Linked DNA regions of Mus musculus: regions 2 and 3 are each linked to region 1. Evidence: chromatin loops called from intact Hi-C (ENCODE). Cell type or tissue: heart. All regions are shown on one strand.

The links. Peaks named below come from ENCODE experiments on the same cell type or tissue, not always from the same donor. Only the 100,000 strongest peaks of a DNase experiment are listed, where the experiment ranks them.
Region 2: a loop joins it to region 1, with 4 times the contacts of the local background. A loop is called at or near these places in 5 of 42 quality-filtered maps.
Region 3: it touches region 1 in a loop (3-fold over the local background); 6 of 42 quality-filtered maps call a loop at or near these places.

What each region holds. Positions count from the first base shown.
Region 1 is chr13:49,212,580-49,220,579 of GRCm38, reverse strand. Card19 (caspase recruitment domain family, member 19) reads left to right here and starts at 4,554. Exons shown (of 6, transcript NM_026738.2): 1 at 4,554-4,643. The coding sequence starts at 4,637. In heart, no CTCF peak of the experiment used is centred here; DNase peaks (open chromatin) are centred at 1,029, 4,499, 5,970, 6,769 and 3 weaker places; H3K4me3 peaks cover 2,310 bases; H3K27ac peaks cover 2,417 bases; H3K27me3 peaks cover 1,028 bases.
Region 2 is chr13:49,649,432-49,657,431 of GRCm38, reverse strand. Cenpp (centromere protein P) reads left to right here and starts at 4,701. Exons shown (of 8, transcript NM_025495.3): 1 at 4,701-4,849; 2 at 7,133-7,311. The coding sequence starts at 4,743. It overlaps Nol8 (nucleolar protein 8), which reads right to left and starts at 4,354. Exons shown (of 17, transcript NM_001271397.1): 1 at 3,750-4,354; 2 at 2,930-3,085; 3 at 2,197-2,259; 4 at 679-757. The coding sequence starts at 3,786. In heart, no CTCF peak of the experiment used is centred here; a DNase peak (open chromatin) is centred at 4,511; H3K4me3 peaks cover 2,788 bases; H3K27ac peaks cover 1,383 bases.
Region 3 is chr13:49,376,459-49,384,458 of GRCm38, reverse strand. It overlaps Bicd2 (BICD cargo adaptor 2), which reads right to left. Exons shown (of 7, transcript NM_001039179.2): 4 at 6,108-6,569; 5 at 4,426-5,451; 6 at 3,737-3,888; 7 at 1-1,416. The coding sequence ends at 1,107. Among named protein-coding and RNA genes, the nearest start is that of Bicd2, 39 kb to the right of the region's middle. In heart, a CTCF peak has its summit at 3,025 (motif pointing right); DNase peaks (open chromatin) are centred at 1,258 and 3,048; H3K27ac peaks cover 510 bases.

The DNA.
Region 1 (8,000 bases):
AAGCTACACATGTGTCACATGGACGATCCTGGTTCCTTGTGGAGGGAAGCCACACATTATTATGACCATACCACAAGGCTCGGCGGAGCCATCTTGCATGCTGACAACCTCTTGAAGCATTTTCTGCCTCTTGCTCTGACTCAACGTCATAGCAATCATTAGCACCTACACAGAGGTGTGTCTGTGACCTCGCATTTGTGTGTGTGTGTGTGTGTGTGTGTGTGTGTGTGTGTGTGTAGAGGGGAAGGGTGGTCCTTGTGATCTGGTTCTGGCTTCAGCATTTAGGAGATATTTATTGAATAAATTAAGAGATAAATGAATGGGTGGTGTCCTCTGGCCACATGAGAATGTAGAGGATGTCCTATCTTTTGCATAAAGGCCCTCTCGAGCCACCATTGCCTGTTCATATGGTCATGTTCACCTTCAGCCATGCAGACCACCCATACCCAAGGATCATGTACCCTACCTCCAGCTTGGGGACACTTTGTCTAGCTTCATCCTCTCAGAAAGGCCCAATAGCCCTGTCATACAGTATGTGTTCTTATCTTTCTGTCCCAAACCTCAGTTATACACTGTATTGTTAATATACATTCATTAAATGACTACTGAACAAATGCTAGCCATGTGGTGTGTATAGGGAATCATCCTCAGGAGGTGACAGTGCTCTGGAGTTGGGAGCACGGTGTCATGTGAGATGGTCTCAGAGATCACACGAGGTGGTAATATCGGGGCTGAGACCAAGCCCACAGTAGAGAGGACGTTCAGTGGGGATCTCAGAGGAACAGTATGGGAAGGAAGCCCAGACGCACGAAGGCCTGGAAAAGACAGGAACCACTGGAGAAACAGGAAGGACATAACCCCCAGGTAGCAGTCCACCTTACAGTCATAGCTCCTGTGGCTGCCATGTAAAGTGCAGCTGTGGGGACAGGAGAGGAAAAGAAGCCAGTGAGGAAGTAGCTGCCACCATCCAGGTTAGAAATGAAACGGCGACCACAGAGGTGGGAAATGGGCTGGATATCTGGAAGAGAGAGCTAACAGATGAGGAAGGGGCACGGAAGGGGCTAGGTATAAGGAGGGGGTGGTGAAAAGTGGGGCTGGCTTCACTTTTCTGGTACAAATTACCCTAAAGAGAATGAGCGTCTCTGTGCAACTTTTAAAGTTTCTTGCTCTCATACAGCAGACTCTCCTCAAAATCACTCTTCCTGCCCCAGCTCTCCGAGTTCTGGGATCATGCTTATTTTCTGATATTTGTCATGGTTACAGAATGGGACTGCCAGGATGAGATCTTGACACTGACTCTTGCTTGACCAAACTTTAGTTGGGTTCCTAGGCTAACTACATCTCCTTGTTAAGTTTAGATTGAACAAACGCCCCCCTGTGTGAGATTACCACCCTCCCTCTATATAGGATGGAGTTCCTCCTCCACACTGTCTTCCTATGCGTCTGACCACCTTGGCCTGCCCTCAGCAAGACTACGGGAGGTCACCGTCTCAGCCTGCTTTCTCTGGCTGTAACTGTTTACCGCAGATGAGATAGCTGGTGTTCATGTCTGGGTAGCTTAGTTTACATATTGGGAGCATGGAGCCAGTGTCTTCAAGACATCTGACAAGGGTCTTTCTGCTGGACAGCTCAGTGGAGGACATAGTGAGAAGCAGTAAGCTTTCCTTCATTACAAAGCCATTCCTCATACCCCACTAATCCCCTAATCCATTAGTTCACAGATGGATGAATCCATTGGTGAGGGCAGAGCCTTAATCACCTCCTGTCAGTCTAACCTGGTCACACCTCATTTGTGGATTAAACCGAATGTGTTTGAGCCGTGAAACTCAAACCCTCACAGTTAGGCTAGCCAGAATCTCCCTTACACTTTGTGTGTTTGTGTGTGTGCATACTTGAGTGTGCACAAGATGTGGCTGGTGCGTGTAGAGACCAGAATTTGCAGTTCGGATTTTTATATGGGTACGGTGGATTTGAACTCAGTTCTTCAAGACTTGTGGAGCAGGCAGACTTATCTCCCCAGTCCCATCACTCTAGATGTTGCCTTCCTTTTTATTTTGTGATACAGTCTCATCTCTCCCAGCTAACCTTAAACAATGTAGCCAAGGAAAACTTTGAATTTCTCCTCTACCTGCCTCTGCCTCCTGAATACTTGGATCACAGGTTTGTGCTGCCATGACTAGTTTATTTGGTGTTGGAGTTCTATCTAACCCAGAGCTTCATATACGTTAGGCGAGCAAGTAAGCACTCCACCAACTAAGTCTCTCAGTTTTGTATCTGCCAGGCCTCCACACACCTATTCCTTGGCTATAAACCCCATACTGCTTTTACTATATTCAAAATAGAGCCAGGTTATCTTCTGAGCCTAGCTTTTATTCTTTCCCTTTACTACAATGGTCATAAGTACTGGTCCAACAGGCTGTGACTTCTGACCAGCTCAATTGTCTATGCCAGTGAAGGCTCCCAGCTGCTTTGCAGGAGGTGGGGTCCAACATCAGCTGGCCTTTCCACATTCAAATGTCAACAGGTCCTGCCAGCAGGCAAGCAGCAACCTGTGCCCCTTAGGGAAGAGGAGGAATACCCAGGGCCTATCCCTAGATCTGGGGTCTACCTTGCATCTCTTGTAGATCCTGGAGTGGACATTGGGTGTGTTTTGTAGCCCCGTGTGTCCCTGTAGCTGTCCTGTCTCAGACTAAGGTCTTCTCTCCCTGCAGGCTTGAGGTAGGGGGAAGGGGACTCCTATATGGTCTAGGATGTAGAATCTCTGTGAACTTGAGTGTTGTCCTTGGATCAAATGTTGCACAGACTCTGGAGTGCCAAGAAGCAGGTAGCCTGCAGTTGGGAGGCTACCTCAGACTGCTAAAGGGGGTGAGGGCCTCAGTTTCTCTCATGGGACCAAGTAAGGTCCTCAGGTTCAGAGGAAGATACAAAGGTGGAATGCTGGCCTTCCTGATGAGGAGTCTGGCAAGGGATGCCTAAAAATGCATGATTCAGGAAGTCCTCAGTCTCACCCCACTGCTAGAACACAGTGATGGGTGTGCAATAATTGGAGCCCTTCAGAATGGTCCCAATGGGGTCTGTGCAGGGTTCCTGCAAGATGTAGCCCTTGGATCTAGCCCAGACTGGCCCAGGCACACATGTAGGTCAGGTACATAGTACCTATACCCTGCTCTGGAACAAAGTCTGTCCATGCTGTCTGTCCCCTCTGCAGGCACAGATTAGTGCTGAGGACAGCTGCCTGCTGACTCTGCATTTGCCTGGCCGGTGGGGAACCTGAGCAAACCTCGCTTTCTGCAGTTTTTAGCAAGGGGCAGGAATGTATTGATCAATACCACTGGGTCCAAGAGTTTGGAGCTCTAAGTGACCTTGTAAGTCAATCTCCAGATTCCTTTCGAGCCTCTCACTCCCAAGATGAGAGGTTGCAGCACTGGGGAGGACAGAGACAGACACGGAGGGCTCAGGGACCCAGGGGGTTCCTGGACTGTCCGGGAAGTGCATCCAGACCTGGGGCCTCCATTCCTGGTCTTGGTCCTGGTCTGGTTCCAATATCTCAAGTTACAGCTCTAAAGTGTGCCAGACTAGCCGCACCAGCGGAGAAGCAAAATCTGGTGCCTGCTGCCATTGCTGGCTGTGAGGGTCCTGCCTCCCCGACCCTCGCAGATCTCCATTTCCTAGCTGGGCCTGGGCTTGGGGCCTTCCTGTGGTTGGTACCAGAGCTTGAAGAGCCAGGCCTATGTACAACAGAAGGGAAACAAGTTGGGAGGCAGAAAGATTTATCACCTGAGGCCACACATTTTACAGTTAGGAAAATTGAGGCTCGGTCAGACTACATGACTTCCTTAACTAGGCGGCAATGCCAGCCATTTGTCCTCTGTGTAAATGGGGGACTTGGTAGAACGAGGACCCACTAAGTTCTCTGTTAAGTCTCAATTCATCACTGTCCGGTCGAGGCCCTGTGGACTTCCGTTCGGTCCCTGGTTGCCAATGAACTCCCACCAGCCTTTTATGCCAGACTTGACCTCCTATGTGACCTTGGGTAATTCTCGTCTCTTTTAAGACTCGGTTTCTTCATCCAGGAGATGGGAGTGGGGTGGCCAGAGCGTAGCAGCAGAAAATTGAACTGAGAAGTTCACAATAACCTCCTAACCTCCGCAAAAAGCAGGCACAAGACCGGGAGGAGGGGCAGGGCATAGGCGAAGGGACGCCGACCCGGGTAGCTATTGGAGAGGCTGTGAATGGGGCGAGCCTTGAGCCGGGACGTGGCTTGAGTTCTCTGGTCCAGACAAGGACTTGGGTACTGAGTTTCTCCGCTAGGTCACTTATGCTAGCTGGAGCGGGACTCCCGGCGTCGCTACAGGAGAAGCTCCTCAGGGGCCGAGCTCTCTGCTGCGCGTAGTATAGAGTTAGGGAAGTTGTTTAGAGCCCGAGCCGCCCCACGGCTGACGCGTCTCCAGTGCGAAGTACAGAAAGGGGCGTGGCTAATCGGAGGGAGGGGCTTGGGGGCTAAGATGTCGTCGCTGGGCGGGACCTATAGGGAAGAGGCGGGGCTTAGGGCCAGGCCTGCGGGCGGCGGTCACCGGAGCCCTCGCGCCGGGCGGCGGACAGCCGAGGACGACGGGGCGGCGCCGTGTCCTCCGCCATGACAGGTGGGCGCGGGTCCAGGAGGGCGACGGGAGCCGTGTGACCTTGGCGTCAGCTGGCGCCGGCGACGCGGGCGTAAGAGGCGCGCGGCGGCGGGGTGTCCCGGGCTCTGCGCGACGGGCCGGGGGCGCCAGGGGTCTCGGGTGCTGAGTGGGGGGCCGTCGCGGGTCGAGGAGGAAGAGCAGCAGGTGAGCGCTCTCCCGGTGCACTGCACCGGCTGCGCCTGCGGAACGGGCGGTGTCCCGGGACGGGATGGATCTGAGAGAGGGAAATGGTGCTCCTCGCCAGTCTGCTGAGACTTTAGAGCGCCGCTTGCACACAACCCCCTTGGAGGCGGGACCGGCGCTGCAAACCTGGGTAGCTTGTAGTACCAGGGAGACGCCCGTGTTTCCCGCTCTAGATGGGTCTAGAGAATTCGGACCCAACAACTGGATCCCTCTTCTCCAGGATGGCTTGGTTGCCCCAGCCCAACCCTTTTGCTCTGGGGACTCACCCACTTTATTCCTGATCCCAGAGGGACACAGTGACATTGCTGTGCTAAGTTCTCTCGGTAAAAGATCCGATGAGAGGATGAGTCAGCGAGGGACCCCTGCTGCCTTAGAGCCTAGGGAACGTGATAGCTACCAGATGCACTTTTTTTCTGGGAGTCTCTTGTACTTCATATGGCAGAGTTCACCTGGGATAGCCCAGAGAGATGAGGTAACCCCAGAAATCCCAGGGGTCTCTAAACTGGAGTCAGCGTTGGGCATGCACAAAAATAAGACCTCATAGGTTGCAACCTGGTGACTTCTAGAACAGGTTAGAGGAGACCCCATCTTCCAGGCCCTTCTTGTTTGGAGCTGCAATTTCTGAGCATTATGTGTAGAGCCCCTAATATACACTCTTGTTCAGAATAGCCATTTGGGGGCAGAAGGAATATTCTCATGTCTGTGTAGGAATGGGAAGATAAAATCTCAGGTTGGGTAAGTGCCCCCAGACCACCCTGCTGGTCAGTGGTAGGAGCAGAATGGGAGCCTTGGCCTCAGCCTCTGGTTTCCCAGATCCTCTAGTAAGTTCATCAGGATGTGTGGGACAGATCTCGCCTGTGCTGGCCTCCAAGGGCCCATTGTAGAGACAGGATACCCATGGAAAATGAGACATCCCACCTCCAGGAGAACAGGTAGTTGTGGGGGTGGAGAACTTTTAGCTGGAAGGACACAGGCAGGCCTTGATTGTGGCAATAATACGCTTTCCTCTCTGCAGTCTACTTGCTGGCGCTTTGACACTTCTAAGCATCCCACCTTTTTCTAGTGGGAGATGGAGACTGAAAAGCAGAAGTCTGAGAGGGTTGGATGGGCAGCCCTGGGGCGACAGATCCCTTGTTCATTCTTGGCTCAGTGCCCTGGTGCACCAGCTGAGGGTCTGCCATACACATTAGTCTTTGTTGCCTCTGAGTGTGAGTGTGAGTGTGTGTGTGTGTGTGTGTGTGTGAGAGAGAGAGAGAGAGAGAGAGAGAGAGAGAAAGTGTGTGTGTTTGGTGGTGATAGATACTGAGAGTTGTGTCTTCACAGAATAGGCAGTATAGTATGGAGCGAGTGATCTAAGCCAAACCAAGTACTATGACAAGAACTTATGGGAGTGGTTCAGAGGGGAGTCGATGCTCAAGTTCTGGACCCCAGGAGAATTGTGAATTCTTGGAAGGGGGCTAAATAAACTGGGCATAAATCAATCACATCTTCCCAGCCTGCTGCATGGGTCCTGGCTCTAGTGAGCTGCAGACAGAAGGCTCTGGGACCCTAGGAGCAGAGTAAGGGCAGGTGGGACCAGCTGCTTCAGGGTCCCAAATGCCAGAGTGAGGACTTAGGTCTGGGCTGCTGAAGTTGAAGATGAGGTGACAGAGCCAAGTTTCTGGTACGAGCTGGCAGGGAGGGAAGTTACAGGGAAAGGCTCATGGATTCTGCACAGAATGATCTCTTCTTTATCTAGTAAAGGCATTCCTGGCCTTGTTTACCGGAGCCTGGTATCCAGGCAGAGCCTTGCCCGAGTCTCCATTATACCCAGTGGCTGCCTCTATGTGGTTGCATGAACAGCTTATAAAAGCCACAGGAAGCACAGGAAGTACACTGCCCTAAAGCTGCTGCTGGCTTAGCCCTGGGCTGGGCCACCCAAGGCAGGTGACTCAGGGCTCCTGTGACTCATGGCTTGTGGGCAGCAGAGGTCCATCTTGGCTAGTGGCACTCAGGGTAGGAGGAGGCCGCTATGAGGCACTGGCCACTATCCACCAGCAGATCTCGCCTTGCCTTTGGACCTTGGACTGGAGCCCACTCAGAATTCTTCAGTAAATGCCTACTGTGTGTGCATCCTTGTACACCCTGGCACGATGTGGAGTGAGACAGCCTTGGCCTGCTCCTGTCTGGAAGAGAGCAGACCCCAGAATTCTCGGTGATTCATATGTAAATGACAGAAGGAGAATGTCAACTGGCAGCCCCAGCTTGGCTGTTACCTCCAGGCTGATGGCAGGCTTATAACCTTAGTGTGCCTTCATTTTCCTCTCTGAAAGTGGGGCAGTTGCAGAGCCGGTAGGAGGATGGAGGTTTAGGTAGGTATAAATAGAACCACAAAATGTCTGCCCTGTGGACTGTTCTGTGAGTTAGCTCAGTGAACTCTTCAATGAGATGCTGCAGGCACTGGAGCACCTGGCAATGTGGCAAGTCACTGGGTATCCCTGGGCTGTTGGTAAGTCTGTCTCCTAAACACACTCTCAGGGGCCTGGGCCAGTATTCCAAGTTCCCAGCTGCCAAGGTGAGGAGGTGCGGATGGCTTCGGATAGGGATGGAATAGCCAAAGAGCCAGAGTGTGGGCCTAGAGGGAGCAATGGCTTTCAACCAGGACAGCCCTATCCTTATTCTCTTGAGAGTAGCTTCCTGGGCCAAGGATGGGGTCTTTGATGAATGCAGCTCCCACTGTCACACCATGAACTCCTGGAAGACACCCCCAAGTTCTTACCATAGGCTAGGCATGTTGATAGGCCATGCCCACCTGGGTTGGGCAGGACCTCACAAAGCCACCTTCAGAGGTGGGATGCTGCAGGAGTGAGAAGTCAGACCAGTCAGGAGGAAGTTGCAGGGGAGCAGAGATGTGAGAGAGGTAGCCTGTTGATTCCATACCCTGGGATGAAGCCAGGGACAGGTCTGGCATGGTGACTGACCCTGTTTGTAAAAACCCAATATACCTTTAATCCCAGCACTCGGGAGGCAGAGGCAGGTGGATTTCTGTGTTCGAGGACAGCCTGGTCTACAAAGTGAGTTCCAGGACAGCCAGGGCAATACAGAGAAACCCTGTCTCAAAAAACCAAAACCAACCAAACAAACAAAACCCAATCT
Region 2 (8,000 bases), 440 kb before region 1:
CACTTATAAGACATCCTCACAGATCATCTACAGATAGCAAGAGGTAGAGTTTAAATGACTTTTAGTAAAGAGACACAGAAATCAGCCATTTCTGATATCATGCAGGTAGTTGTTACAGAAGAGGGGAAGCCTAAGATTGTATTAGAAAGGAATAATAAACACATACATATATACCAACATTTCTGTTGCTGTGATAAAATGTCCCATGTAAAAAGCAACCTAGGGGAGAAATGATTAAGATCCCGACTCTGGGTTCTAGTTCATTATAGTTCACTGCAGAGTAGTCAAGGCAGGAACCTGAAGCGACCTCTCACATCCTCAGCAAAGAGAAGAGACAGAATAAATGAATGCATGCATAGTCCCAACCACCTCTCTACTCTCATACAATCAAAGGCTTCAAACTAGGAAATGGCACCATCCACTTTCAGGCTCAGGCTGCCCACATCAATGAAGGAATCAAAACCATCTGCCACAAACAACCACAAGCCAACCAAACACAGATAATAATAATACACATTAGAATTCTCTTCCCAGCTTATTCTAGGTTGTATCAAGTTGAGAAGCAAATCATGACAACTAGTAATATATTACTCAATCATTTCAAATTAGTCAGGTAAACTTATAAAAACAATTACACTATAAAGAAATGGGTTTAAATAAATGTGAGGCAAATCTTACCTGTGTAAAAAGCTTTCTTTTGCTAGCTGAATTTGTAGTGTTCCACCTTTCCATTTTGTTTTGTTTAAAATAGACATACCTATAAGGTAAAGAATTAACAAAGTTTATTTCAATGCAAAACTCTATTTCAACAAGGTTTTTTTCTCTCTCTAATTACTTAGTACTAGGAAAAATAGGCTTATTTGTTACAGAGACACCTACCTGTCAAAGAAAGACAAATAAACAAATAAGCTTATTTTTATTTCATGCTTGAGTGTGTATATTCGAATGTTAGCATGCACGTTTGTGTGTGGGTGCCCATGGAGGCTAAAGAGGGCATCAGATGCCCTGGAATCTGTCACTGTAAACCACCCATGTGGATATTAGGAACTGAACTTGGGCCCTCTGCAGCAGTCAGGCATTCTAGACTACTGAGTTATCCCTGCAGCCCCAGGTTCTTATGATCCCTATTTCTCAGTTACTTGAACACTAACAGAAAATTATGCATAAACTATAAAGCAAAACATGTGCAATTTGTTTATAGACTCATTTTAGGAACTCCTGGTAAATAATTATTCACTACTTTGTTTATTTTCCACATGGCAAATAATCAATTAAATCTTTTCAGGGTGAACTAGTACACATTTTGGGATCTTGTAGCATTTTAATTATTCTCCTCAATCCAATTATCACTACAAAGCAGGCACACATTAACTACTGACAGCACTATGCTTCAACTGTTGTGCCCTAGTAGTTGATTTTCTAATAACTATTGTCAGCTTCCTTAATGTAAGCACTAACAAAATTTTCCAAGAAGGAGATATTTTACTATGTACTATGTATTATTTAACTTACTCCTTATAATAGCATTATTAGGTAAGGCACTGTACCTTCTACCTCATATATGTTCTCAGCAAGGGTAATCTCTTCACAAATGAAATGATCAAAGGCTGACTGTCCTCTCCCAGTGGCACCTGCCCTTCACTATTTCTTTTTTTGACTTCCAAGAGACTGCAATACTTTAACTGCATCGACTGAACAATAAATCATCTCCATCTTTTTAGTCACTGGAAGCTAGTATTTAGCCTTATCTTTACTAATCTTATAATAAGAATACGAGTTTCAAAGATATGCTCTGGCAAGGTCATATTCTAATGACCTTGGTCATATTCAAGGACCTTTTATAACAGGTCTTACTGACAAAGGATTGGCCGCCCAAAAAACCAAAGAGACCAAGGAAAGGTATGCTCTAATGACAAGTGGGATAAATGTAATAGGCAATTTCTATTGATAGTTTGGTCCTTTGTTCAAATTGTTTGAAAACACTAGTTTCTGAGCAAAGTGCCAATGTGTGATACCATACTTTCTGACACAAACACATCTGAAACCCGAAATAAAGGGCTCCAGAATTCTCTTGATCATGGTTGTCCATCTACACAACTTCTAAGTGACTAGCAAGGCTTAGCTATGGAACCAAAGTCATTTCAAGTTACACAATTATACTAACAATTAGAATAAAAAAATACATGATGATCTTACATTTCTTCAGGTCCGCTTCTGTTATTTGAATGTTAACATACGCAAAGACTTTCTGTGAATTTCCTACCAAAAAAAAATTTTTTTTTAAGTTGATTTAAATCCTTATCCAGAAAACAATATACATCTCAACAGCCCTCTCTTTACTTCTTTTTTTGAGACAGGGTCTCTCTATTATATAGGACTGGCTGTCTTGTAACTCATTATGTAGACCAGGCTGGCCCTGAATATACATCTGCCTCAACCCCTCGAGGTCTAGATCAAAAAATATCAAACACCACATCTAGCCTTAAGAAGCTATCCAAGCTCAAAAAGTGCATTCATAGATATTTATTCTTTGAAAGAAAATACTTTTTACCTCACCTGACTAAAGTCTGCATTTTTATAAACATGATCAAAATATTTCAAAATGAGTAAAAAAAACAAAAAACCCTGAAGTAATCAATTCAGACACCTCTTAACAGTATATTAGTGTGTAATCAGTTCAGACATCCTGATTGTTAGTGACACTCTACTTAATAAGATAATGTTAGAATGTTGACTCCGAAAATTCAAAGTACAGATGTTTTAGAAATTCAAATGTTTTATACTTTTTCTGGTTTCAAAATTAATTTTCATATGAAATAATCCAGGAAGCCATATATGATGTTTAGCGCTAACATTCAGCTCTGGGGTTGCTTCTCCTGTAATATCATTGACCTTGTCTGTTTTTAACTCCCTCGTGTTACAGATTTACCTTGGTCATCTTTCCGAGTGATGATCTCCACGTCAGAAACTTCTCCAAATCTGCCGAACTGATTTTGTAGGTCTGTCTCAGAAATGCCCTGTCCAAGTCCACCCACAAAGAGGCGCTTCATTTCTCTGTTGCCTTGCATGGATGTTGGGCATCTATCTGGAAAAGTTAATTTTGGACAGAAAAACAATTTAATAGTTTTCCAGAAATTTAACACAACTCTTTCCCCTGAAACTTCTGTGCCAACTTCATCTTATGAAGCTATGTCTCTTCATATGTATTGCTTTCAGATTTTATCAGTGGAGATTTTACAAAGGCCCTCCATCCACATTCTCAATGAACACACTTTGCAACTGCACCTAAGTACAGCACATCCACACATCTTCTCCCAGATGTTTTCTCTAAAACAACCACAGCTATTATATCTTATCCTTATTGATTTTTTATTCGAAGTACTGCCCTCCCCCATTCATTTCTACATTTTTACCTTAACATATACTGGCAAAAATAGTAAGCTAACGGATAAAAATAGCTTCATCCTGGAGCTCCAGTCATAACAAAGTCTGCAATTACAATAGTATGGCAAAATACAAGTGTCCCCTAAGCGCTGTTAAATCACAAAGACGGCAACTTAAGTTATACCTAAAATATGTTTCCCCACTGTGTGCCTGTATTGTTCAAAGCAGTCTGAGTGGATCTCATCGGTCAGGGGAGTAGGAGCGGTTACGGCTTTTCCCAGTGCCACTTAGAAAACAGTAGTGGTGACAGCAAGGATCATAATGAAGTCTAATTTTGGAACCCGGAATTGTTAACACTGTCCTACCAAGATTGCTGGAAACGTTTTCCAGAGGTCGCTCCATCTCGTTTAGCTCTCGGCGGATGTTCAGCTCTTACTCAAACCTTTCTCAAAAGTTGGCTGTCTCCTTCCAAGCGAGATCACTAAATAGCGGCAGAAGCCCAAAGCAAAGGCCAGCACTCTGGGAAAAAAACCTACAGTGTACCCCTTCTTGGTAGCCACCGCCCCATCCTTCCAGCCCTGCCCTCTCTCTTCGAGAAGCCCCTAAGGAAGGAGAGGAGAGGCTAAGCCCAATAGCCCATCACTTCTCACGAGCAAACACTCTTCCTCAGGGCGCTTGTCCGACTCAGCTCAAGCCCGGCGTAGCACTTAACGTCTAATAACACGTGCCGGCAAGTGCATTTTCCTTTCCTTCCTACAAAGTTTCCAACCCAATCTCCTAAGGTTCCGTTATCCCGCAGTTCCAGAGGGCTCTTTATTTCCTCCGCCTTCGCTTTTACTGACGTTCTGTTAGTTCTCCTCCACGTTGTAAAACTGACAGAGTGTGAGAAAGAAAAATAAAAATCGGTAATTCCTACAGAAAAGACACTCCGCCGCGTGGTTCCTGATTTCCGGTTCAAGTAGGCGGAAGTGAAGAAGCGGAACCAAAATAAAGAGACTCCTTTCCTCGTGCTTCCGAGAATCCGCCCCCTTCGGTGACGTAAGAGCTCGGCTGGCCCAGTGGCCGTTAGACGGGATGGGCGGCCGTTGGAGGGTGACGTGCAATTTGGAACGAACCAACTCGCAGAGGCGGCGGGGGTGTCTAGACGCTCGACGCGACATTTCGCGGGCCGTCAGGCTCGGGAACGTCGTCCGAGGCCGTGGGCGTGGACGCGCGACTCCCGGCAGCCTCTCCCCCCGTGAGCTCGAGAGTGGTCCGTTCCAGGAGCGCGCGCGCTCCTTGAAGTCTCCTGGCTGCCCGAGGCGCCCAGACTGCCATTCTCCGGGCTACTTCACCTTCAGGGTTCCACGTCGGTAGCCATGGATTCCGAGACCCGCGAACTGCGCGCCCTGGAGGCGGAGGTCGCAGCGCTGCAGCGAGAGTGCAGAATGCTGCAAAACGCTGGGGAGAAGGCGTCCGGAGCCTGGTACGTGGCTCGGGTCCATCCCTCCCAGCCCATGCCCTGTAGCACCCCGCGGACCTCTCAACCTTATGACAGTTCTGGACTCCGACTCCCTCACCCCCCCAAGACCCATGCTCAAGAACGTGGTGGGAGACGTCCTGAAATGTGAACTTGAATCAGTGTTCTGGGAGAACGATGACCTCATGAGTGTGTGAACGCTGCGTTTGGGGCTTATGACTTGATTATAATCAGCAGAAAATAGTTTCCTTAAGGGTTGTTTTCGCCCAGTTGATGAGAATCAAAGGGAAAATCTGGCTTTTCTTTAAGCAGTCTTTGCCTTCGGGAGAACAGCATCTAGATAGCTGGTTTTGTTTTGTTTTGTTTTTCTGGGTTTGGAGACATTGTTACTCTGTAGGTCAGGAACTGGCTCAATTTGATTTCAAACTCAAGAGTCTTCTATTCCGCAGCCCCCAACTCCCACACACAGTGTTGGAGTTATTACCTGAGCCACCATACTTGCTCTTGTCTAGTTGGGATTCCCTCCTTACTCTGGTTTCATGGATTTGTTTTTGTGACTCATCTAACGATGTAGTTAAGGGGCCCTGACCTTTTTTTTTTTTTTTTTTTTTTTTTTTTTTTTTTCTGCATTATGTTAGAAACATAAGGGTTGGGGGTATATAGCCCCAGGGCAGGGCAGCCTAGCATGGTCAAATTGGTATATATGGCTAATGCCTTCTATAGGAAACTGTGATAGTCTTCTGATTAGTTACTATTGTTAAGCCTTATTTAAAGGTAGTTGATCTGAGTGTTAAATAGTTAAATAGCTTGCCTAAGGTCCTAGAGAAATCCAAAGCCCAAGCATTGCCCATTCAAAGAGAGAAGGAAGGCTAGAACTAGCAGTAACTTAGTATCTTAAACATGGAAAAAAAATACCTTTTTTATTAGGTGTAATTTGGAACAGGTTCAGAGAACCTTAGTGCAGGAAACAAATTCTAAAGAAAGAGAACGTTGTTAACTGTTGAAAGAAAGAGGGAGATGTGTGTGTGGCCTCCAGCTGTGCATGCTCTTCACAGCAAGAATGGAGATGCCTGCTGCTGATTCAGGGATGGCCCACAGACTGGAAGCATTAAGATTAGAGTTGGGGAGCCTGCCAGGCTGACTCCATCCCTACTTACCGAGTTTAGAATTTATATTTTATCAACACAGCCTGCCCCTGAACTTTTGAAAAGTTCTTTGTCAGACCATGGGAAAATAGTTTCTTAACCCACCAGAAGATGTCATTGTAAGCCCAGTATGGTATAGTAGATTGGTTATGGAATCTGGGACTCCTCGGTAATGGAACTGAAAAGTTAAGAGTCCAGATTAGGGAATACATTAAATGTCAATCCAAAATGTGTAGATTTAATGATTTTTTTTCTCATTTTGAAGGAAGATTGAGACCTGTTTCCTGAGCTACTTAATTTATTATTATTATTATTATTCCATTTGTATGCTATAACATATTTATGGAGGTCAGAGATTGAATAGACATGTCCAAGTGACAGTTCTTTCCCTCCAGTGGCAATAGAACTACAGGTTTGTGCAGCAAGTACTTTTGCCTGCAGAGCCATCTTATTGATTCTCCAAGATACTTTTAAAATGATCCTGATAGTTGAGTGGATTGGCAGCCAGAATATTGGAACTAAGTTGTTTAGTTATATCCCTGTGTCCATATTCTTTGATGTAAAAATTGAGTGCCTTCAGAACTTGGTTTTGCTATTGGCTGGAGACGGCCAAGGCGTGTAGAAGAGAGAACTTTAAATATGGGTTTCACAGATGAGAGAAAACTAGTATTTGCCTTTCTGGTTTATTTAGTGTGATTTCCTGTTGCATCCATTTTCCTGATTTTCTGAGATGTTCTTTCTCTCTTTCTTTCTTTCTTGGAGTAATCTTTTTTGTCTTACCATGACACTTGTCCTTCAGACCCTACAGAAGCAGCCTGTACCGTTTTACTTGGCAGTCCCTAAGCTCACCAAGCCTGCTTTCACTACTTGTATGTCTGAGTACTACTGTGTCTGGTGCCCACTGGAGGCCAGAACAGGGTCTTGGGTTCCCCTGGAACTGGAGTTACAGAGTGTTGTAAACTATCATGTGGGTGCTAGAAGGAAGAATGGGGTCCTCTGGAAGAACAGCCAGTGTTCTTAGTCTAGCCACTGAGCTACCCCTCCAAGCCCCACCTTCGGTACGAGGGGTGGAATCTAGAGGAACATTTGTATAGTAAGTAAAACATTTGTCAGTTGTCAAGTAACTATAATATTTGCTTTTCAGGAAATCATTTCAAAAAATTTCCCAATCAGATTCTGAGGAGTGGGAATCTTTGAAAGACTTGAGAAGTCAGCTTGAACATTTAAGATCTGAGCACTCATTTCTAAGTAAACTTACTGGCTTCAATATAAGAAACTATTCCAAGATGGAAGACATTGTAAACACTGAAGAGACAGAAAAAGGTACACATCATTTTTTAACTTCAATGTGGTTTTTAAATTTCATTATGAGTATATTTTGGGGTGAGGTGCATTCATACTATGTTGTGGTGGTCAGAGGGCAGCTTTCAGGGGTCTCTTCTCTCTCTGCCTTGTTGAGGCAAAGTTTCTCTTCTAGTTTCCGCATTACATCCTCCAGGCTAGGTGACTGATCCCTTAGCTCTCAGTCCTTCAACTCCCTGCAAATCTTTTTTTTTTTTTTTTTTTCCAAGACAAGGTTTCTCTGTATATAGCTCTGGCTATCCTGGAACTCACTCTGTAGACCAGGCTGGCCTCAAACTCAGAAATCCACCTGCCTCTGCCTCCCGAGTGCTGGGATTAAAGGCATGCGCCACCACGCCCGGCTTTTTTTTTTTTTTTTTTTTCCTGCAAATCTTTCCCTCCTTTTTTTTTTCATGTATATGCCAAGAATCTAACATAGGTACTAATACAAGGCAAAAACTCAGCCAACTAACCAACCCTGTTCTTTTCCTTTCCTTTAAAAAAAAAAAAAGTCTGTTCAAGTTTTTTAAAAGTACTAAAGAACTTTTTGAGTGTGAATTTGCTGCGAATTCATCCCATTTAGCAAATGGATTGATCTGAAGCAAATTACGTACAAAGGTGATTTTTACTAAAAGAAAGCATTTCCTTCTATTTCATTTAATAATTCTAAT
Region 3 (8,000 bases), 160 kb before region 1:
GAGTCCTGTTTTACAACTCACTAAAGCACACACCTGATCTGATGCCACAGCTCCGCACTGACAGAGCATCTGGAAAAGGAGAGCCCTCGGAGGCCTTTCTTCCTTCTGTAGTATCCACAAACTGCACCGAGAACCACACAACTCTTACCTGCCAGTTTTGAGCACAGCTCCGGGCCCACAAAAAGTCCCCTAGCACACAGCTGGGCTCTACTGTGCCGTGCAGTTTGGTAGAGCACTAGTAGTTCTCAAAACACTGCTTCTTTGGGTCTGACAACTTCTAGGAAAAGACCCAAGCACAAGCTGCAGATCTCAAAGGACCAAATAATAGGCTCTGAACCAAGGACCAAGGTCTGACCAGGCACTTGGAACACTCTCGTCAAGAAAGAAAACCTAGGACCTCAGGCCCTGCTAATTTGTCACCTTTCAGGACACAGCAGCATGCGGATCTTTGAGATGGAGCAGCTGCGCTGTCTGCCTGGGCTATGGTTATCGTGTCTGAGGTGTGGGGGCTCACTGCAGAACACAGGCTGCAACCAGAGATGGTCCATTCCCTCTGGGACTGCCATCCTGGATGTGGTTAGCAGTGAGATGCTGCACAAACTACAAGGAAACTCTTCATGAAACTATGCCAGCCACAGCGAGCTAACCTAGGCTAGTCCTATGATGCAGGCTAGAGCCTCACAAAACTGCTTTCAAGTGCTGATATTAGACACATGCGAGCAACATGCAAGTTTCAACTCAGGTTCTGCCCCTGTGAGTGTCCAGGGAAGAACTCACCCTTGGGTTCCCTAACAGTGCCTGGAGGCCCTGGAAAACTTTCACTCCGCTGTCTTCCACAAAGGTGTGCAGCTTCACCCCTACTTTTGATACCAGCATCCCAAAGGACAGCAACTGACATGGTATATCCTGGGGGCGGGGCTGTGGCATGAAAAGCAGCACAAAGCTCAAAGTGTCCTGGTTACAGATGTACCCCAACGCTGCCACTTGCCTAGAGTGCCGCCCTCTGTGCGTTAGTCACGTTAGGAGCGGCCTAGCACTGCTGTCCCGCTGCTGCAGCTGGGTTAGTTGAGGTGAAGCGGACGTTAGGTGTGCGGCGCCCCACAGCCCTAATCACAGTAAATGCTGTGCTTCTCGCTGCAGAACACCTGGTTGGCCAGCCCGGCGCCCTCCGCCCTCTCGCTGGCGCAGGCGCAGGTGTGACTTACGCTCGGTGAGGCTGGCTTGGCCTTGGAGGCGGCCTTGCTGCGGCCCCTGCGGGTCTGTTCATGGTCCAGCTCCAGCAGCTCCAGCCGCTGGGTGAGCGCCAGCTTCTGCTGGATGGCCATGCGCAACAGAGAGTTAAGGGTCTTCTTCTCGTCCTCGGCAGCTGCCAGCTGCCGCTGCATCTCATCCAGCTGTGTGATGTATTCGTCACACCTGTGGAGACAAAGCACAGCTGAGAGGCTGAGAGGGAGAGCAGGCCCGGGTGCCCACTGCACTCCAAGGCATCTCTCCTGGAGCCTGAGCTGGGGCCAGAGCTGGTGAAGCTTGTTCTGGTTCCTGGTGCAAAGGCTCCTTTGGAATAAGGCCATGGCCAGGACGAGAGAGGCAGTGCTCAAACAGAACAGCAAGGTTACCTTCAACTCAGTGGTACTGCATTTGTTTCTTTGCAGGGAGAGAGGGCAGAAGGCTTGGGGAGTGCTGGCTACTTTCTATGTTAGCCTGACATAGAGACTATAGTCATTTGGGAAGAGGGTACCTCAATTGAGAAAATACCTCTGCCAGATTGGTCTTTGGGTAAGCCAGTGATACATTCTCTTAATTAGTGATGTGGGAAGGCCCAGCTCACCATGGTGGGGCCATGCCTGGGTCCTGGGTGTTGTTAGAAAGCAGGCTGAGCAAGCCACGAGGAGCATGCAAGTAAGCAGCACCCCTCCATGGCCTCTGCACCGGCTCCTGCCCTAACTTCCCTAGCTGATTAACTAGAAGCTATCAGGTAAAATACACTCCCCAAGTAGTTTTGGGCCATGGTATTTCATTACAGCAACCCTAAGACATGGGGGTATTTGTTTGCAGGCTTGAAGTGGTTCTGATAAGCAAGGCTTGGCGCTCATCCATTTGACTTTCTTCCAGTAAGCTCTCTCCCACTTTAAGAACAAAAAGGTATCTCAGATACTGGGACATCACTAGCTCCCAGGATCTGGGTGTAAACTGAGAGAGGACTGAGCTTGATCCTACTGCAAACCGTAGCTGGTGGTTAGTAAGCCTTTGCTGAGTGACAATCAGAGCACCCAAGCCTCCACCTGCTGTGATGCAGCATGCCCCACCCCCATCGAGTGGAGGGAGAGAGCCTGGCCAAGGTTCCCTGGGTGACACCGGCACACCTGCCTAGTTTGGGTCTGGTGGAATCTTAAGACACTGGGCAAGTGTCTCTAGAGGTGGTGGTGGACACATGGGCTCTAAGCACTGCCCTTCTGCTACCCATGGCTCTGCTTTACCCACACCCTGCTGGTGCCTAAGAGCTCCCCTCAGAGACTACATACTGTCTTCCTCATATGTTTGAAATCCCGGATTCACCAGAAAAGTCAGGTCTTTATAAACAGAACAAACTTCAAAGGTTATGATTTGTACAAGATGCTGAGGAATTACAAGAATTCTTTCCTAATCCCACCAAGGGGGTAGGGTGGGGTAGGGTTTGGGGTGGGAGTGGGGGTGGGCTGCAGAGGGAAGAAGAGTTCCATGAGTTCTAGGCCAGCCTGATCCACATAGCAAGTTCCTGGGCTACATAGTGAGACCTGTCTCAAAAAAATGTTTTTCTTCCCCTAAGATCTGGTAGGAAATGTCCAGAGAAATGCTGGACTCTTCTGCTTGTGCCTGCCTTGGCAGGACCTACCTGCAGGGATGCTAAGAGACTGGGGCTGGAGGGAGGGAAACAGGTCCTGGCCCATCCTGTCTCAGCTTCTTCACACTTTACAGGAAACAGCCAGCTGACCCAGTTTCGGTGCTCAGCCTTGCCATCCCCACACTGTCATTCCAACACTGAGCAGCAGGTGGCACCACCTGTCTTTGGAGGGTGATAGGCAGGGGCCTTGTTTTCCACCCTTTAAGACTGCTCTTTCCCAGGCCACAGGAAGAACCCCCAGGGGAGAGGAAGGAAACTGCATAACCCCAGGCCTAAAGCTCGCTTGCCCATCCCTGACAGGAAGGCTGGGAATGGATGGCAAACTGGCTGCGTTGGAGCCCTGACTACACTACAGGAGAGGAATAACAAACTAGTCTGGGCCGCATCTGTCACCACTGGTAACTAGACCTCAAAACTGTACTCCCCATCCCCTGAGCTCACTCCCTTAGCCCTTTGCTTCTAGGACTCCTATGCTCAAAGCACAGGAAATGGAGCATCCAGGGTCATGAAGAGGGAAATGGGAACAGGGAAATGGATGCACACCTCTGCTGAATGTCTACCAAAATGGCACTGCCTACAAGAGGCACGGGAGGCTGGGGAGCAGCCACCTGAGGGCCCTGGGACCGCATAAACTTTCCTCCTCCTCAGTCGAGAAGGGCAGCCCCACACACATGCTGGGACTGGGCTGTAGTCTCCAAACCTTGAGCTGTGTTGGGGGCCTGGCAGGGCTACTACAGTGCTGAACCAACAGGCCTGTGGGACTCTGGAATGAGGCTGGAGGCTGTGGGTAAGGCTAACAGGTAGCTCCAGGGAAGAGAGGCTGCAGAAGGGAGAGTATCACAGTGTAGCAGGTACCTGGTGGCAAACATGGCACGCAGGGAGGAGAAGGTGGCTGCGTCTTCCTTGAGGGCCTTGAGCTCGTTCCGTAGCTTCATCATGGTCTCGGTCACCATGGCCTTCTCGTTCTCATACTTGCTCTTCAGGTTGGCCAGGGCCACCTCAGCTGTCTGGGGGACAGAGAAGTAGAAAGTGGGGTGGTGAAGGGTGTAAGGCCCTGTGTTCAAGGTGGAAACCCTGGGCCCAAGGTGGAACTGCTGACCATGAAAAATTCTCTGAAAAAAATTTTTTCTCATGCAGCTGTCGGGACAAAATGCTAGCCATGCTCCTGGCATGCCAGTTTGCCTCAGTAAGTCCTAGCTTCAACCCTGATTAGCAAGGAAGAATGATGCACCATAGACTCTGTCCTGGAGAACCCACAGGGCACTCAGACCACTGCTCTCTGTTACCACAGCGTGAGCAACTGTAAGGTGGACAGAAGCAGCAGTACTTAATGACTGAAAAGCTCTGGCTAAAGCACCCTCTAATCCCCACACTCACTCCATCCCCTGGCTGGAAGCCCTGAGGAAGGAGACAGCAGCAACAAGGTGATGGCACAGGCCTAGGGGCTGTGGCAGCAGTGGGCAGTGATCCCTCCCAACAGCAGGCTCTGGAGGCAGCGCCCCCCAGCAGGCTCTGGTGGCAGCGCCCCCTCCCACTCCTCTCACCTGCTTGTTGGCCTTGAGCACGGTGCGCAGTGTGGTGATCTGCTCCCGCTTGGTACTCAGCAGGGACTTCAGCTTGAGGATCTCCTCCATGAGTGCTTCCTTGTCCTTGTCCACAGCAGGGCCCAGCTCCTGCGAGGCAATCCGCTGCCGGGACAGCTCGGTCGTACGGTCCACGGCTGCCTGCAGGTGCTTGATCTGGTCTCGGATGATGGCGATCAGGTTGTAGATGTTCATAGGTTCCCGGCGGGGGTCACTCAGAGGTGACGGCAGTGAAGAACTGGGTGAAGGACTGTTGTCCCCAGTCCCACCATCTGCTCGGCCCACCTCTGTGGCCAACAGCCCCTTGGGCAAGAGGACAGGTGACCGGCGCCCGCGGCCCTCTGGGCTGGTGCGGCCAGCCTTGCCCTGGCCCTCACGATAATAGTCGAGCATGACACGGTTGGGCGTCTCGTTGTTGCACATGCACACATGGTGGTAGAGGTTGGCCAGCTCCTCGCTGAAGGTCACCAGCTCATCCTGAGCCACATTCAGGCTGCCCTGGGTCTCACCAGCCACATCGCTCACCTTCTTCAGCTCCTTTTCCAGATGGGCCAGCAGCTCTCGGTCCTGGTGGCTAGCCTTCTCCAGCAGAGAGATCTTCTCAGTGAGTGCCTGGCCCTCAGCCTCATACCGGCCCTTTTCTTCTGCGTGCTGGGCTTCGCGAGCTTCGTGTGTGCTGCGCAACGCCTTGAGCTGCTCCCGGAGCTCGCCAGCCTCAGCCACAGCCACGTGGTACTTGCAGGCCAGGATCTCAGGCCCATTGATGTCCACCTCATAGTAGTCACCGTCTTCGTGGCTGTCACGGTCCTTCTCATTATCCAACGAGGTCTGTCGCTCCTTGCCAGCCTGCAGGCGCCGGAGGGCACTAAGGTTCTCTGTGAGACGATTCACCTTCTCATGCTGCTCAGAGAGGGTTCCCCGAGCCTGCTCCAGCTGCTTCTGTGTGTCCTGCAGTGTTGCCAGCAGGCCCACCTTCTCCCGCTCCATCTGCAAAGGTAGTTATAGCAGGAAAACAGGTCAACAAGGCTTAGAAGACTCTAGGATGACCAAACAACATCTCATGCTGAGCCAGATGGGCCAAGGGCTATGTAAATTCCCTGCCCATGCCACTTGTTGACAGCAGACTGGACAGAATTCACCACAGCGACCATGACTATCACCAACAATAGTGCTCATCCATAAGAGGTCACTAAACATGTGCTGGGGTGGAGCTGGGTTTCATTTGTGGAACTCTGGGTCCAGGGCATGCTGGCAGGGTCCCTAAGTGTCCCAGCTCTCCGCCACTTCCCTTTCTCATGTTGTGGAGAACACTCATTTATAGATCAACAGTAAACTTTCAGATATGACGATGTATGGCCCTGCAAAGACTCTAGCTGTGGTCTGTAGGTAGGAGTTACACGAGGGACAGGTCACCTCACCCATACATGATTTGGGTAGCAAAGGGAGCAGCATGGGTACCAAGGTACTAAACCTTACACAGTAATCAGGAACCTACTCCTCTGGGACACTACTCTTTACCAGTAAGAATTTCATGTATGGTATGAGGAAGTTAAAGGCAGCTACATGTCACAAAAGCACAGCTTACAGTGTTGCAAAAGGCACGGGGAGAGGGAGGGATGGGGCATGAGGCTCTGCGCGCTCACCTGCACCAGCTGCTGTTTCAGCTTCTGGATCTCAGATATGTGGAGCTCACTGAGCAGGTCAGAGACGAGGCTGGGGGAGGGTGGAGCTAGGCCATCCTTCCTGGGTGTGGATGTCTTGTTGTCCAAGGATGATTTGACCAAGCCACTGTGCTCAAAGCCATTGACCAGGGCTTCGGCGTCATTGTTGGGCTCTGCGGTGACAGTATCATCACTGAACTTGAGGCCATCTAAGGAGACCTGCAGGTGGCTGGTATAGAAGGAATCGTTGATGCTCATGTAGTGCGACAACTCCTTGCGCAGGTTGTTCTTCTGCTCCCGCTCTGTCTTCAGTGTCTCCAGCGCCTCCTCCAACTGCCGTTCAGAGATCTCCTTAAGCCGGATGGCATCCTCTAGCTGGCTGTTGAGGTACTCTGTCTCCTCCTCCAGGCGCTTGATTTCATGCTTGAGGCCCTCAAACTCCACCTAGGGAAGAATGCAAGCACTCCCACGTCAGGGCAGTACAGAGGCTCCACTCAGGTTGGTAAACAAGGACAATGTCAGGACACCACCTCCCCCCAGCACAAAGAGCAAGGACACACGAAATGAAATGCTACTCTGCAGAGGGCAGTGGCTGCAGCTAAGGCCACTTCCAGCATGGAGCAAGACAGGCGCTAGGAGGGGCCATCTAGAGCACTAGAAGTAATAGAAACTTCCAGCCCCACTGCCAGGACCAGTGTGCCTGGAGTGTGCACATGGAACCTGCAATGCCACGGCTAAGGACTCACCATGGAGGCTGCCAAATTCCTATTATGTTTCTGAGAATTAGCACCAGTAGGTACTGATTCTATAACAGTACTCAGGTAACATTAACCAAATCTCTCTTTATTAAATGTGTGTACATCTGCGTGTGTGCACGGTGGAGGCTCTCTCCTCCCACTTTATGTGTATGAGTCCTGGGAGCTGAGCTCAGGTCACAAGGCTTGCACTGTAATCACCTTTACCCACTGAGCCACTTCACCAACCATAACCAGGTATTTTAAGGCACATAAAATAGACTCTTTGCTGTGTGGTATGACCACTATTTTGAATTATATTTCCAAATGAGTAAACTGGACGTCCCCCCCAGGCTGAACACCTCAGCACTGAGTCCTCAGGATGCAGGCCTGGGAGAGCTAGACGGAGAGTGGGAAAGCCTAACTGGTCTTGTTAATGTGACATGATTTAGGAGTGGACAAAGAAAGAGTAAATGGAAGTTGATGCTTAATGTGTGGCTCAGGGTTTGTGGGCATATATGAAAACCTCTTACTGTAACAGTAAGAAAGTAATGAATGAATCTCTCTGGATTTGGGGTAGGGAAGAAAACCTGGTACACTATTGTAAGTGTGCCCACATTCCAGTGCCCTGAATGGGGCACAGGAACCTCCCATGGGGAATGACTCCACTCAGGGCGGGGTCTCCTTGAGGTTCAATTTTTCTTCTCCCCAGTGGCCCCTCATGCTTATGAGCTACAGGCTGGAGCTGTGAGCCCTGCTCCTGTGGTTATCCAGCTCCAGAGTCCATCCCTTGACTGCTGTGCAAACACGGAAGCTTCTACCCTGACACACAGGCTTCCTCTTGCATGGGATAAATGCCGGGTCCCTGACAGTGACAGTGATGGTGAGGCCTCTGTAGTGAGATGATCGGGTGTTAGAGGCTCTAACCAAAGCAAGCATAGTACCCATGGCATTTGGGGTAGAGTCTAGGATTTCCTGTTCCCTGCTGCCTACAGATCTTAGGGCATCTCTGAACATGGGGTGCGTGTTCAGGCACTGTGTGGTTCTAAGCCTTACCCATCCAGGAGGACTCCCTAGTCCCTGCCACAGGCAGAGGGTACATCCTCCATCCCTACAACAGGCAGAGCCATGGCAGTATTTC